Linked DNA regions of Homo sapiens: region 1 is linked to region 2. A link is a contact called in ENCODE Hi-C data. All regions are on one chromosome and are shown on one strand. The core of a region is the stretch at or near the end of the contact, and the rest is flanking DNA. Distances in the headings are between cores, read along the strand shown. Region 1 overlaps CCNI2 (cyclin I family member 2). Region 2 has its middle 20 kb from the start of CSF2.

Region 1 (6,817 bases), core at 3,990-6,489, 660 kb before region 2:
CCAGTGGCTGGTCTTCCATTTACAGTGTCACTATTCCCTGACGGAGCTGTTATGTGCCGCTCTAGCGAAGGCCCCAGCCGGGATGCTAGGCCTAATTGTTCAGCGTGGAGATGGCAACTCACGTGGTGCCCTAGGTGCAGCTGCGTGGTCTGGTATACATGCTGCAAAATTCACCCAGTTCCCCTCATTTTAATTTTTCTAACCTACAGCTTAATTTTAATAACTTTAAAACACTTCTAAATATTTATTTTGGCACCAGCGTCAAGACAAATAATATCCTCTCCCATTATTTTCATAAGTAACACAGATTCCCTGATTTTTAAAAACTAAAAATACAGCTAAACCTTTCTTATGTATAAAGTATGCCTATCATATACAGGGAGAGGTGGGTAATAAACTTCCTGTAATGACAGTGTTTGGCATTTCTTTATGGATGGAATTGGAACATGAACAAGACCATGTCCAGCGTTTTTACTGTGAATGTAAATGGAACAGCAGCCCAAAGCTGTTGTCTGTGCCCCAGAGGTGCTACCTGTAGACAGGGACCAACTCCATGTGTGTGTGTTAAGTGTTTGACTCCAATTAAGACTCCCAAGCAAATCCTGCATATTCCAAATGTAAAGAGTACTCAGTGGGAAAAAGGTTGTTACCTCAAAGTCATTGCTTCTTTCCTGGCTGGGTCACAGGGTGAAGAGATGAAGGTGTCTGATGTATATAGACAATTAGGGAAAAATGAGCGGCAAAGGAGCTTTCCCCTTCAGCTGCACTCTAAAGGGGAACATTTTAAGGAAGTACTAGCAGCTTTGACTCTTCTATGCTCCTGTTGGTTTACAAGCCACCAAGAATGTCAGTGTTGAGAATACGGCCTGGTAAAATGGGAGATGTAAAATGACTAAATGAAAGGAAGGGTAGTTTTAATGTTGAAGCACCGTGCTGGGCACTGGAGCTACCCAGAGGAATGCACAACGCTCCCCTCAAGGAGCTCACAGTCTAGCCTACTCCCTGGCTGGAAGCCTCAGGAAGACGTGCTAATTTATTGTGGAATTGGTAGTTTGCTTTTCATGCCCCTGTCTTCCTTCTCATGACCATTTCCCCCTTTCTGTCTGGCTTGCATTATTGATTTCCAGGACCAAGTCCTGGCTTCCTCCTGCCTTCCTGAGATGATGTTCTGCTCAGGGAGAAGTGGAGGGGTGAGCTGTGTGTGTCCACCGAGGCACGGCCAGGAAGAGGCAGCCTTTACCTGTGAGGGGCTCCATGCTCCAGCAGCAGAGCAGGTTCTAGTGACAATTCAACTTTTTATGCTATGACCAGGGGTGGATCTAAATTTTATGGGGCTGAAAGCTTGAATTATTTAGAAAGACTTCTTTAAGAAAAACAATGTTAATATAAAATTAGGTACAGGGTCTTGGAAGGGGCCCTGAAGATTAAGCTTCCTTAGCGTCACAATAAGTCCGTATCTGGTTGCAATTGAAAACTGATGCTTCAGTGAGGGTATCTAAAAAGGTAAACTGGCATATCCAGGGCAAATGTGGGCTGCCAATGGCTCATCTCTAGGGTAATTTTATGTCTGAAAGTGTATGCAGTTGGGTCAGAGCATGACCTTTAAGATAGCCTCTCTCAGCTAACATATTTATGAAGATGAGGCCTGGTGACCCAGCAGGTTCATTGGATACATAAGAAATGAGAATTCCTGGTTCATGGGCCAACCTAGGACTCTGGAGTATGCAGACTTGGCCATTCGTCCATTGTGGCCTGCGGGTCGCACCCCAGGCATACTGAAAGGCCATACTCGTGGCTGGCTGCCTGCGGGCCTAAGCCTTCCCAGGATCTTCAGGACACTTGACAGACTTGTGTTTTCTGGTCTGAGCTGCCTCCACAGGTCCCTCCAGCAAGCCTCACTGCACCTCTCCCCTGCTGTTTGTGTTTGGAATTTTGTCTTCTTTAGCTGAGACCAAATTAAACCTTGGTGCATAAAGTGAGCTTAAAACTTGCCACTGTTTAGTAAGTTAGCCCCCATAGAATGTGACCCTGTCTGCAGAGTCTCATTTACCCCTCTTTTTCTCATTGTCATTTGTTGGCTTTATTAGGGCTGTCTTACAGGATCATGTTGGCATTTACTATCATGTCTTTATCATAAACCATGTTTGTTTGAGGTAGAAGAATCACCATATAATTCGTTGCCCAAATTGGGACTATTGAGAGAGAAAGGGGATGCTATTAATTACACCAGATCAAAAGGCATAAACCAGACCTGTCCCAGGCCGATGTGGAAATATGTTCTTTCTAGTTGTGGGTACCCTGATCTAGGTGGTTTGTAATTGTGCATTACTGACTGCATATGTTTGTGTATGTGTAAATGTGGGCTCCCTGTTAAGTGGGGCTCATGGATACGAGGCCTGAGGAAGTGTGGCTTGCTAGTCTGTTACGTTAACATGCTTTTCTAAAATTGCTTCACGTGTTAATTCATTTACTCCTGCATTCATTGACTGTTTTTGTTCTTTTCCATTCACTTTGTACTTATTTTTTTCATTAAATTTTGCATTTATTTTGAGTTTTTGTGGTGTCTTTTTTGGGCAGTAGCTTTTCTGATTTAACGTTTCCTGAGCCCATTAATCTGCTACAACTGTGGTAAAATACAGCTTGTCTGTTCTTTGAATTTTGTGGAGGTTGATCTACTTCTGTAGGAATTGTTTTAATAGGAAACCCTGCTACAGACATCTGTGAAAGGCTCTTGCATAGGTGGGGGATGGAGGGAAGAGTCACAGGAAAGTTACAGGAAGGTAAAGGGGCAGCCTGTGGTCCATGAATCTTTATTGGTTAACTGGGTGCAGGACATGAGAAAAGGGGCACCTGCCCTTGAGGAGTGTTCCTCCTTAACACAAAGGCTTGCCACGGGACTACTAATATTCGAGTGCCAGGACTGCTCGGAACCATATTACATGCATTAACTCCTCTAATCCTCATCCTAATCCTATGATTAGGGACCATTCATCCCCATTTTATAGCTGAAGCACAGAGGTTTAAGTAATTACCCAAGGTTACATGGCAAGTAACTGGAGAAGTTGAGATTTGAACGCTGGTAGTCTGTACCCTTAAATCCTGAGCTACACCTGCTCCTTGGCATCTCAATGGAATGATGGAAGAGTAGTGAAAGTGTGGCTAGTGTTAAAGTACACAGCCTGATGGTGTGGGCTGGTGGACCTGAGACTGTTTTTTAGAGGTAGAAAGCCCTAGGGGACAGGCAAAAGTGGCTGAGGAAGAGCAGACTGGTGAAAAGAAGTGATAAAAAGTATGTGGGTTTGTTTTTTAAGGAGCTTTCTCCATTGAGCACTAGGTAGGTTTGGGAAGACCAAAATGAGAAAATGGGGACCCCTGCAGGGAGAGTGGTATGAACACATCCCTAATGCAGGCATAGCTCAGCTCTACTTGTGCAGGCAGCAGGGAGGCAAAGTAAAGTATTCACCAAGCTTTGAAGGACAGAGACTCTCCAGGAAGCCAGGGGGAGGAGGGCCTCCTAGGTGGTGGAAACATCATCAAATGACTTGGCTCATTCATTTCAGGGAAGTACTGTTTGGACAAGTTTAAGACAGGTCTATGATGCTCCCCCTGCCCTGTTCCTCCCTGAGCCCACCTACCTTTCTTTCTGCCATAGCATCTGCCTCTGAGCTTTTTCCATCTCCATTTTCTTCAGCCTCATTCCTTCACCAATCCCTGCCTTTCAATAGCTGGGGTCAAAAGGAAAATAGATTGTATCCATATTTCTCCCTGAGAAATGTTTCCCAATCTCTGAGTTGAGGTGGGATAGGAGTTCCTAATGTCAGAAAAGAATATTAGAGGGAAGTAGGATGGGACCTGGGGCCCCACGGCAAGCTTGAAAAGCACATAAGATTTTTAAAAATCCACGAGTGGGACTTCGGCAATACAAAAGTGAGCTTCCCTATAGAAGAGTTCTATCATTTATAGAAAGCCAGAGCAGAAGGTTGTCTCTTACCCCAGTCCTAGGACTCACATGTCTACCCTCTGCTTTCTCCAAGAGGTTTGAGTTGGATCAGCTCTCAGAATCCAGCTCACATCCATAGCCACCTGGTTAAGCAGCAGATGTCTTCCAGCAGTTCCCCTAAAGCCTGGGATGCCTAAACTGGTATGGGCCCTCAGGATGTCCTTCTGCCTCATGCACTGTGGTCCCACTTACACTGGAAGGAAGGAGGCAGAGGGCACTCAACGGCCACCACTGGAAGCTGTGAGCAGCATGGCCTCAGCATCTCCATCTGTAAAATGGGTTCTGGACTAGAGGAGAGTTCTTGATATGACCTAGGAGATAGTGTTCCAAATGTATCTGACTCTCGCAAGGCTAAATGCATGGTAGCTCAAAATAAGACTCATACAGGATCGGAAGCAATTAAAGTGTAATTTTAACGAAAGCACCAACAAGCAAAAGTGTGTCAAGAAAAAATACAGATGTATACTAACTCTATAATATAGACAATTATAGTATATCTGGCCCTTGACCACTTTGCACCTAGTAAATCTTTCCCCTCCCACCCCATGGCTTAGCACATTTACACAAACACACCAAAAAAAAAAAAAAAAAAAAAAAACCATAGTTCACAGTGGAAGACTTCACAAACCACCTCTGAATGTGTGGCTCAGTCATTCATGCCCCCAACACAACTTACACAGCCCCAGCTGGCATCTTTGTCAGCTGCACTCCCCTGCTTAGAGAATGGCTCTGTGGTAGCACAGCATGAGAGAGGCAGCCGGCTCCTCCTCCTGGCAGCACTGTGGTTGGAGCAGGCTTGGCCTCAGAACCTGCTCATCCCAACAGAAAGCATTCAGAGCTGTGCCTCCCATCACAGGTGTTAGCCTATAATACCCATTCATTAGCACAAAATCCCTCTAGTTAAACTAATAACTGAAACCACTTTGCTTAAGAGTAACAAAGGAAAGATATGCCTAAAGCTTGCTCAAGTTACATTAAACAAAGCATACTTTATAATCCAGTCCTTGTAAAGGGAAGACATAAGTCATAGCCATGGTTGGGTAAATGCATCTGCAGAGACTGTCCCATGTGAGGAGTGGCAGGCAGGGTAGTTGGGACTGGAAGCACCACATATGTGTTTGGGATAAGCCTGGGAAGTTGGAAGGACCTGGCCAGCTCTGGCAGGTAGAGCAGCAAGAACTGGTCAGAGCTAGCCCCAGCCCTTCAGCCCTGAGCCAGGCCTGCCTCTTGGTTTCATATTCCAGCGCTCCCAGGGGCCAATGCCAACCCTTGCTGGAGAAGGAAGGTAAAACAAGCTGCCATTTGAACATTCATTCATACTCCCTGGCTTCAGGCCCAGAGGAGAAAAAGGGAAGACAGGGTCATAGTCTATCAGACCACCCTGACCTCTACTGACCTCAGCCTGCCTTTCCCCTCTCCCCTTTATTTTTTTTCCAAGGGCTCAGTTGGGAACTTTTTCTCAGTTGCTCTTCCAGAGCCACCTTCCCTTTTTACAGGATTCATAACAAGCCAAAGAACTCATGGTAGTCCAAGCAAGGAGGTTTCACACTATGCTCTGAAAGCCCCGGGGTGGAGGCAGAGGGGCTAGTTGGCAGGTGACACAAAGTTGTCTGTGCAGGAGGATGACTGAAGACTTCTCAGTTGCTGCATTACAAGTTCCTTGCAGCAGCTGTACTGCATATCACCAACCTGTATTAGAATAGAGTGGCCATCTTCAAGCAGAACCATCATACATTCTAAGAAATTGGCAATTGAGTGCCAAAATGTTAGCATGAAGCAAGTTCAGGAAGGTCCAACCACCCAACTAAGGACCACTAATCCTACCATCTCAGGGACATCCATTTCCAACCTCAGTAAAGTTGTCATTAGTCTAACTATGCATTCCATCCTAACCTATCTGTTCTGAGGGATTCTGACACACCCCTCTCCTCCTTGTGCCCCCACAATGCTTGCCTCATGGTACCCCTGTACCTGGTACCACACACTCATACAAAGGAGAGGTGAAGGAGTTTAGAATTTATGCTCCTCAGTATTAAGCTCAGGGTTGCTTCCTCCTAAGCCAGACATACCCCTGACTCCCCACAGTCCTCTTGGCTACAAGGGCTCCCATTGAGATAAAGATTCTCTCACTCTCAGAGACCACCCCCATTGGTCCAGTGAAGGGAACACATGTCCCATCTCAAGTGCATAGAGCGTGACCAAGTGTGGAAAGCCTAGCCTTTGGGCAGACTCTTTCCAGGGTTATGGCCAGAACATTTTCCAGAGGCTACAAGGGCAAAGGGTACCCCTTTGGGGTCAGAGTGTGTCAGCTAAAGGGGCAAAACACAGAGCCTGGTCTGGGGCAAAGTTGATGTCTACCTGTGCTTTCTTTAGCAGATCAGATATAGGAGCACACCAGCCGGGCATGAGCCTCTCCAGCTCTAAGGTGATGATGACCAAGGCCAGTGTGGAGCCCTTGAACTGCAGCAGCTGGTGGCCCGCCATACAGTGCTGCAGCTGCCTGGTCAGGGATGCGACGTGGAGGGAAGGATTCCTCTGAGGCAGCAGCTCCAACACATGGGGCCAGCTCAGGACCACCAGGGCATGGAACTGGAGACCATGGTTTTTAATGTTAGAACAGAAAACGCCATACTTTTCCTATATCAATGATCAAAAGTGCAAACAATTTAAATTTCCATCAGGGAACATCAAATGTTGCCCAACCCTTTTCATTCCTATCCATGGCTCCGTAAGGGGCTTGAGGCTTAATGCCCATCCTGTGGCCAAGCTGAGCTTCCACTCCGGGACCAAAAAAAAAAAAAAGTCTGCTTTGTGACA
Region 2 (7,807 bases), core at 1,597-4,096:
TGTGAGGGGGTATATTACTGGATGTGTCACAGACATCCACCCTGCCCCACACCACTGAGATTTGCTGATTGGAGTGACTTTAATGGATAATTTCTGCCCCAACACTGAATGCTCACACAAGGCCCTTGACTCTTCCCTGGTATTCCCATTTATGCTTCAATTGTCCTTGCTTCCATTTCTGCCCCCTTCACCTTGGCATCCCCAGCCCTCTGCTTTGATATCTTTGTGGCTTGGATGCTGAGTGGAGAGGAGAGCTCTCTTTGGTGGTGAGCAGGAGATGACTAGTGGACCTCTGATGACAATTGACTCTCTCTCCTCCTGGCAGCCGCCTTCCCTCGGCTCTACCACTACCACTGTTCAAACATTGCTCTCTGCTCTCCCCATGGCCAGGAGCTCAAAAGCTGCTACAGACCAGGAGGATTCCAGCTTGGACACCTTATGACCAATGAGCTACAACTTCAGTGGGCATCATCTGGGCATCAGCTTGGATTATGACCAGGTCAAGGTGCTGAGTGCCAGGCAGTCAACAAGCAACTGCTGTGGCGTCCACCTGTCAAAGTTCTGTCAGTTCAAGATGCAAGAGCACCAGGTTGAAGGGCACTTGCTGCATGTCAAGTTCAGTTCTTTTTATGATTAGAGTCAGAGTTCCCTGCAAGTGAGAACAGAGCCCAGCTAGACCTGGCCCCAGGGCTCCCTTGCTGTCTGTTCCCTCTTCCTTCTGGATACTTCTGGCCCTGTCCCAGGGCATTTGACAGGGGCCTCCAAGTACCTAGGCCAACTGAGGAGCAGAGGTAGAGGTGTTGAAAAGCCTCCACCTGCCAAGACCTTGAGCACTGAACCCAGGCAGCCTCCTGTGCCCCAGCCTCTGTCCTCTATTCCTTTGTGAGCCCTTCTTTGACCACTTCTCCCCCTTTTTACCCTCACTCTCCAGTTCAGGCCATCAACTCTGGCGAAGCAAATATAAAAACCTTCTCACTGATCCCCTTACTGACTTTTGGCCAGCACAGTAGCCTGAGGGATCCTTTAAAAACATAAATCCAGCTCCTTCTTGTCAGTCAGGTCTCAGCCAAATGTCACCTTCTCAGAAAGGCTCCCATTGACCATCTAAAATCTTCCATGCCATCATCACATATTCTATTTATTTTATTTTTATTTTAAAAATAGGTTTAAAGGGCACAAGTGTGGTTTTGTTACATGGATATATTATGTAGTGGTGAAGTCTGGGCTTTCAGTGTAGCCATCACCTGAATAGTGAACATCGTACCCAATAGGTAATTTTTCAACCCTCACTCCCTCCCATCTTTTGAAGTCTCCAATGCCTGTTATTCCACTCTGTATTTTATTTTATTATCTCCACTGACATTATCTTGAGCATTCTTTTGTTTACTGCTTTACTGTCTTCTTTACTACCTTGTAAGCATCAAGAGGGCAGACAATTTGTCCCGCATGGCCCTAATGCCCAGGACAGTGCCTGATAACATGGTAAATTGGTACTCAAAAAGTATTTATTGAATGAATGAATGAATGAATGAATGAATCCATTCTTAAGAAGAGCTCACATTGCCAGTCACTGGGCTGTCAAGCAGTCCTCAGGCTGACTTGAGTGCTGAGTGGAGAGGAGAGCCTCTCCTTGTGGCGAGCAAGGCATGAGCCTGCCATAACCCCAGGAGTTACGGGGCAAGGCCTCTTGGCCTAGTGGATGCCAGCCAGTAGGCCACGGGTCTCTTTAAAAGCAACAGGAAGCCAAGTCCTGGAGATAAGAAGTGTGGCTGCCAGCGTGATAGAGGTGGGAAGAGGGCTGAAGGGTGGAGAGGTGGGGGCTGCCGGGCACCTCTGTGCTGCTCCCTGGGGATGCCCAGACCTCTGTGGCTGGCTGGCCAGCACCACATGCTTCCTGTGGAGAGCAAGGAGAGGAGATCCCCTCCAAAGGCCCTGGAGCTGGGACTGCCCCAGCAGCCTCACCCTTGTCCTCACTGTGGTGGTTAAGACGCAGGGCTACTGTCCCACTTCTCTGCCATTCATGGACACTAGGGCAGCTGCCATAGGGCAAGTGTCATATCCATGTGCTCTCTGCACCTGGCTCCCTGTGCTTCTCTGTGTTTTAGACTCTTCATTGGTACAATGGATTCCTCCACACTGGTGATTGTGAAGAGTCTGGGAAGTCTGGGAGGAACTGGGGACTGGGGGCTAGAGTCTCAAGGAGGAGTGAGGGTCTGGAGGGCTGAGATACTAGATATGAGAGGCAGCCCGGGTGTGGTGGATGGGCTGGCAGGGGCTAGCTAGCATTTGGATGCAACATAACAAAGACCTGGCATCCCTTTCAGTGTCTCATCCCGGCTGGTTGATGCCAAGTAGCAGGAAGAGTGATGAAAGGGCACCTGAGGAGACTCAGAGACTTTGGTTTAAGTGTTGTATCTGCCACTGTCTGGCAGACAAGTCGTTTCTCTGCTCACAGCTTCAGTGATGCGTCTGTGAAACGGGTCATGTTCTCTCTCTCACATGATCGTGGTGAGCATTAAGGAAATTATGTAAATCATTTCAGTGACTCTTCAGGCTTCAGCTCCCCATTCCTGCTGGGGTCATCTCCTAGGATAGTGAGGATGTCTGTGGACACAAACTAAGGAAGCCAGAAAACCGCTGTCCTGACTCAGTGTCTTGCCCCACCCTGGCCTCTGGCCCAGATTCTGGAGGCCTTAGTCAGGGGGTGGGGGTCTGTTTGCCCAGAGCTGGGGTTTCCCTATAGATCCTGTGGGACAGAACAAGTGCAGCCCACTGGAAAGCCCTTGAAACAGTTGGATGTCACCCTGTCTGAGAGGAGCTTAAAGCTGCCAGAACGGACTGGTGGACTGGTTGGATCCGCCCCCTTGGGAAAATCCAGGCATGAGCTGTCACCTGGACCTGAGTACAGTTCCTGTCCATCCTGCACTAGCGAGGCCATGGGGAATGCTCAGAAGGGGAGGCGTCGCGTGAAACCTGCTTAATATACAGCCTGTCCAAAGGTCCCAGCCCCCAGCCACCTGAACTGCCAGGACTGTTCCATTTCCCTATCCTCCACAGGCCTGCCCCGAGGCCCCTGCCAACAAATGTCACTTCCCCACACCAACCTGCTTCCTCCAGGATTGGTATTTTCTGACTTCTATGTTTTTCATGGCTTCTTTGATGCCACCGCTCCTGTTTCTCTTTCTCCTCTGTGACCAGTTCTTACAAGCCTCTTACACAGCTGCCTCCTCCTCTGCCCATCTTCTAGGTTTCCAAGTTCCTTGGGGCTTGGTACTTCTCTCTTTGGCTACCCTACAGGTCTCAAACTTGCGGTCTAAAGGCCAAATCAAGGTCTGCACCCTCCAACAAGGGTCCCTACCTTTTCTTAACCTGCCACCCTACAAACAACACTTCAGACTAGTGGTGTTCCCAGACATGTTTCTGCATGCCCCTCTTTGGGGAGAAACTCCACGATTATGGAGCCATCCTAAATGCGAGCTACTAGGTCCAGATTTCTTTGATCTAGCTTCAGCCTATCCCCACCACACCTCTTACCAGATCACCTGGCCTGGTTGAAGGGCTTTCTTTAAGGCATCCCATCACAAGCATGTTTTTCTCTGCCCCTTTGCCACCTGGCAAACGACTCCTCCTCTTTTCATAGACTGACCAAGAAACTATAGCCGCCCCAACCCAGATGATACTGATTCTGCTCACTACTGCTAGGGACAAAAGCTGCCTGACAGGTGTCTCTGATACCTGGTGGCTGAGATACAGTGAGTACTCAATATTAGATGGGGAGAGGGACCCTGTAGCCATTTCTCCTGAGGAGTTGAGTACCTGAGAATGGCAGAGTGAGGCTCTTCCCTGGGCTTATGTGTCACAATAGGAAAGCAACAGAATCCCAGTTGCCAGGGTTGTGGGGGGAAGCGTGGTTTGTAAGCATCAGGCTCTGACCCATCTGCCCAGGGACAAGATTTGTACAGGCTTTTTAAGGTGGTCTTGTGGATGCTGTGATACACAGCTCAGACCCCCCCGCCCCATCCCCTTTATGAATGAAAGATTTATTTCACCAGCTGGTGGGAGAGCTGCCAGAAGACAGCCCCAGCTGTCAGCCCTATTTTGGACTACTGCTAAAAAATAATTGCCTTGTGTAAGGTCACACCTACTTCTGTAGGGAGCCCACGTCTACCAACTGATAAATATGAAGGTATAAAGGCTTGGCTCCCTCTCCTTCTTGGGAAAACTCTGAAGGATCATCACAGATGAGCACTCCTGGTCTCAGCTGGAACCTCGGCTGGAATTGCATAGTAGCTCCACTTCTCCTTTTGCCTAGTCCTGTTTCAGTCCTCATTTCCACTGATGTTGACCCCAAGATCTTTTCCTAATAAAGGTCCTACATGCTCATATCCTACTCAGTCTGTTTCCTATAGAACCTAATCTATGGCATCTGGCTTTAGGAGTGACAGAAAAAAAATGAGATGCTAAGATATGATTTTGGAGCTGGATCATCCACTGTTGGCTGCCAATGAGGACTCCCATCACAGGTGGCAGGTGAAGCAGACAGCTTTTGGCCCATGGTAATAATTGTTAAAACTTTTACCTATGTTGGAAGAGAATGCATTAGATGGTGCAGTGCCTCAGGTGTTTGAGAAATATGGGGGAATTAGCCACTGCAAGGACAATGGAATTGCTAAGCTTGACTAACTTTCAGTAAAAGAAAATGGAGAGCTTAGAGTGATTAATTGGCAATGAAAACATAAGCATGAAAGCCGTAGGCCTCTTTGGTGCATCTATAGAAAAGAAGAAAAAGCAGAGAATCAGACCCAGACTTCTGTCAAAGTAGTTAAGCTTCAAAGAAGGTTATATTCCCAACCAAGGCAGGTCTTCTATGCCAAGGGCAGAGCCCTGGTTGGGGAAGAATGAGACCCTGACACGTGGGATGAGGACCTCTGTTGCACCTGAATATCTTGAATCCTCAGATTTCACTAAACACTCTGGACCTGCAGAAGTGACCTACTCATCTCTGTTAAAAGCTAGAACTTGCTTCTTACTTTAAAAAGAAAATGCGGAGGCTTCTGTCCTGCAAGACATGCTCTCATTCCATGTTACCTCTTTGTGCTAGGCCAATAACTAGGGTTAAGTCAAAACCTAACCTGGCCAGACATGCTGAACTTGCTAGTGTAGAAAAGGACTATACCTCAAAGGAAATTCTGGTCATATCCAGAGAGTACTAGCAGGAGCTTGGAGAGTATGCACAGGACTGGATTCTGGACCAAGGGGGTGGAACAGAAATTTGAACAAAAGAGTTTATGGATATGGGAACATTCTTCCAGGATAAAGTATTTAAAACTGTGGCAAGGCCCCAAGAGATGGTGCAAATACATCGTTTGGATGGCTCCTAGAAGCATGGAAAGAGGATGGCCCATATTAAGTGAGGGTAGCCAGAATGGCTATGGCAGACTATGAAGGACGTGGGTGTGCAGGAATAAATATACTAAGCAAATTCAGAATACTCGCCTGAGGGCCAAGAAGATACCAAAACAAGAAATGTATTGGAAAGAAGGGCACCAGTATCACCAAGAACTAAAATGGTGGCTAAAATAGGCCAGCATTGATAGGAAATGTCACAGAACTGGGCTCACTGATAGCAGTAGGGGTGATAGGACTCTGAGATAATAGAGGCCAAGTCATAGCACTTGGCCCAGTTGTCTGGGTGGCAAGATTGGAATGGCTGTTAAGAGGGCCTGGCTCCCGGGGAGTTATGGACATGGTTAATAAAACATAGCATCTGGAGGGTCACAATAGATGGCCAGCCAACAGTGCTGCGGGTTATTCTGTGCAAGAAAAAGAAATCAATCATGGATAATGAGTCCAGTCACCCCAATAAAAAGTAACCTGCCGAGTTTCCAGATCTGAACCAGTTTTCAGACTTAGAACCTACTGATTGAAGAAGATGCCAGATCTCCCAGAAGGAAGAGTCCCACACCACCACAGCAAGTGTGCATGATAATGATTTCCCCAGCCCTTTCCCAGGGGGACCTGTGGGCACTTAACTTGGATAGCTACATACTAGGAAAGAGAATATCCTAACATGTGAAAGACTATTGAACCCGGGATTAGAATTGACATTGTTACCTAGGTACCTGAAGTGGCACCAAAATCCTCTCATTAGAATGAGGGGTATATGTGGGCCAGGTGATAGATTCCTGGCCTGAGTTCTGCTAATAGCAGGTCCTCTGGGTCCACAGACCCACAGTGATATAATCAGATCAACACACTTGATAATTAGCACAGCCCCTACATTGGGTCCTTGGCCTGCATGGTGAGAGTGATCATAGTGAAGAAAGCCAAGTGGAAGCCTTCAAAACCTTCCCATTCCAGGCAAAATAGTAAATCAAGAACAATATCACATTCCAGGGTTAATGGCAGAAATTATTGCCACCATTATAGACCTAAAAGGGAGTCCGTCATATCTTCATTTAATTTACCAGCAAAACCCAGTTAAATCCTGAAAGATGACAGCAGGCTACTACCAATTCAACAGTAGCCCCATTTGCAGCCACTGTGCTTGCCAAATGTGTCTTCACTACAACAGATTAACATGGGCTCAGGCATACAGTGTGTAGCTGCTGATTTGGTGAATCCATTCTTTTCCACCCCTGTTAGAAATTGTTTGCATTCACTTGGGACAAACAACAGTTCAAATTTCCAAGGCAAAGTTAACTCTCCTGCCCTCTGTCATAACATAGTTCCAAGAAGTCTGAACCACTTGGGCATCCTGCAGAACATCACACTGGTCTACTCTATTGATAATATTATGCCAGTCAGACAAGATTGATGGCCATGGCAAGACACATGCACTCCAGAAGATAAACCCTATGAATATTCACAGCCTGCCACATCAGTGAAGTTTTTAGGAATCCAGTAGTCTGGAGCGTGCAGAAAATTCCCACCAAAGTATAGGACAAATCACTATGTCTTGTACTTCCCACCATGAAGAAGGAAGCGGAATGTTTGGCAGGCCTCTTAGGGTTATGGATGCAACCTATATGGATGAAACCTATTACACACTTGGGAATATTATTCTGAACCATATACCTGGCAGTGACACAAAAGCCTGCCATCTTTGAGTGGGGCCCCAGGCAGGAAAGGGCTCTTTGGCTGTAGTACATGTAGCCCTGCCATGTGGGCCATATGAGTCATCAGATACTGTGGTTTTAAAGGTATCTGTACTGGGAAAATACACTGTCCCTAGGGTTCTGGAACAAGGCCATACCATCTGCACTGGAGAATTACATACCTTTTGAAAAACAGCTGTGCCATGCTTCTGAGCCTTGGTAGGCCTGGAGGGCCTGACTCAGTGACCATGCAGCAAGAACCACCATGATGAATTGGTTTTTGTGAGACCTACTAAGCCATAAGGTCAGGTGGGCTCAACAGCAATCCATCATAAGATGGAAGTGGTACAACTCTAACCAATGAGCAGGATTGGAAGACACAAATAAGCTGCAGGTGCAAGTGACCCAGAACCCTGTACCATCCAACTCCAGGACACCAAAACCTTCCCCCAGCTCACATCTATGGCTGCATGGGTGATCCCTTGTGTCCAGCTGATGGAGGATGTAAAAGCTCAAACTTGATTCCCAAATAAGTTCAGATACAATACTCGGCCTCAGGGAGATCAAGAGACCACCCCACTGCTAGGTGACTACATTAGCCCTCTTATACCCCTGAAGGGCCAGTGATTCATTTTGACAAGAATAAAGACACAATTTAAGCATGAGGTTGCCTTTCCTGGCTGCAGGGCCACAGCCAACATCACTATCCA

The links. Hi-C counts contacts between places; a loop is a spot of excess contacts on that map. Pooled maps may share reads with other maps.
Region 1: a pooled map shows a loop between it and region 2 (2.3-fold over the local background). The contact joins two enhancer-like sites. A Hi-C loop is called at or near these places in 3 of 37 single-sample maps with no recorded cell type and 5 of 50 pooled maps.

Annotation. Positions count from the first base shown.
Region 1 is chr5:132,751,738-132,758,554 of GRCh38, reverse strand. CCNI2 (cyclin I family member 2) reads right to left here. Exons shown (of 6, transcript NM_001039780.4): 5 at 6,359-6,589; 6 at 4,152-5,689. The coding sequence ends at 5,585. SEPTIN8 (septin 8) reads left to right here. Exons shown (of 10, transcript NM_001098811.2): 10 at 6,374-6,817. The coding sequence ends at 6,539. Among named protein-coding and RNA genes, the nearest start is that of CCNI2, 7.7 kb to the right of the region's middle. RefSeq lists an enhancer at 6,705-6,817. Within about 2 kb of position 5,239, at least 3 of the 41 ENCODE cell types and tissues checked have a DNase peak (open chromatin) inside an H3K27ac peak, as active enhancers do.
Region 2 is chr5:132,089,695-132,097,501 of GRCh38, reverse strand. No RefSeq gene overlaps it. Among named protein-coding and RNA genes, the nearest start is that of CSF2, 20 kb to the right of the region's middle. RefSeq lists an enhancer at 2,155-3,354. Within about 2 kb of position 2,846, at least 3 of the 41 ENCODE cell types and tissues checked have a DNase peak (open chromatin) inside an H3K27ac peak, as active enhancers do.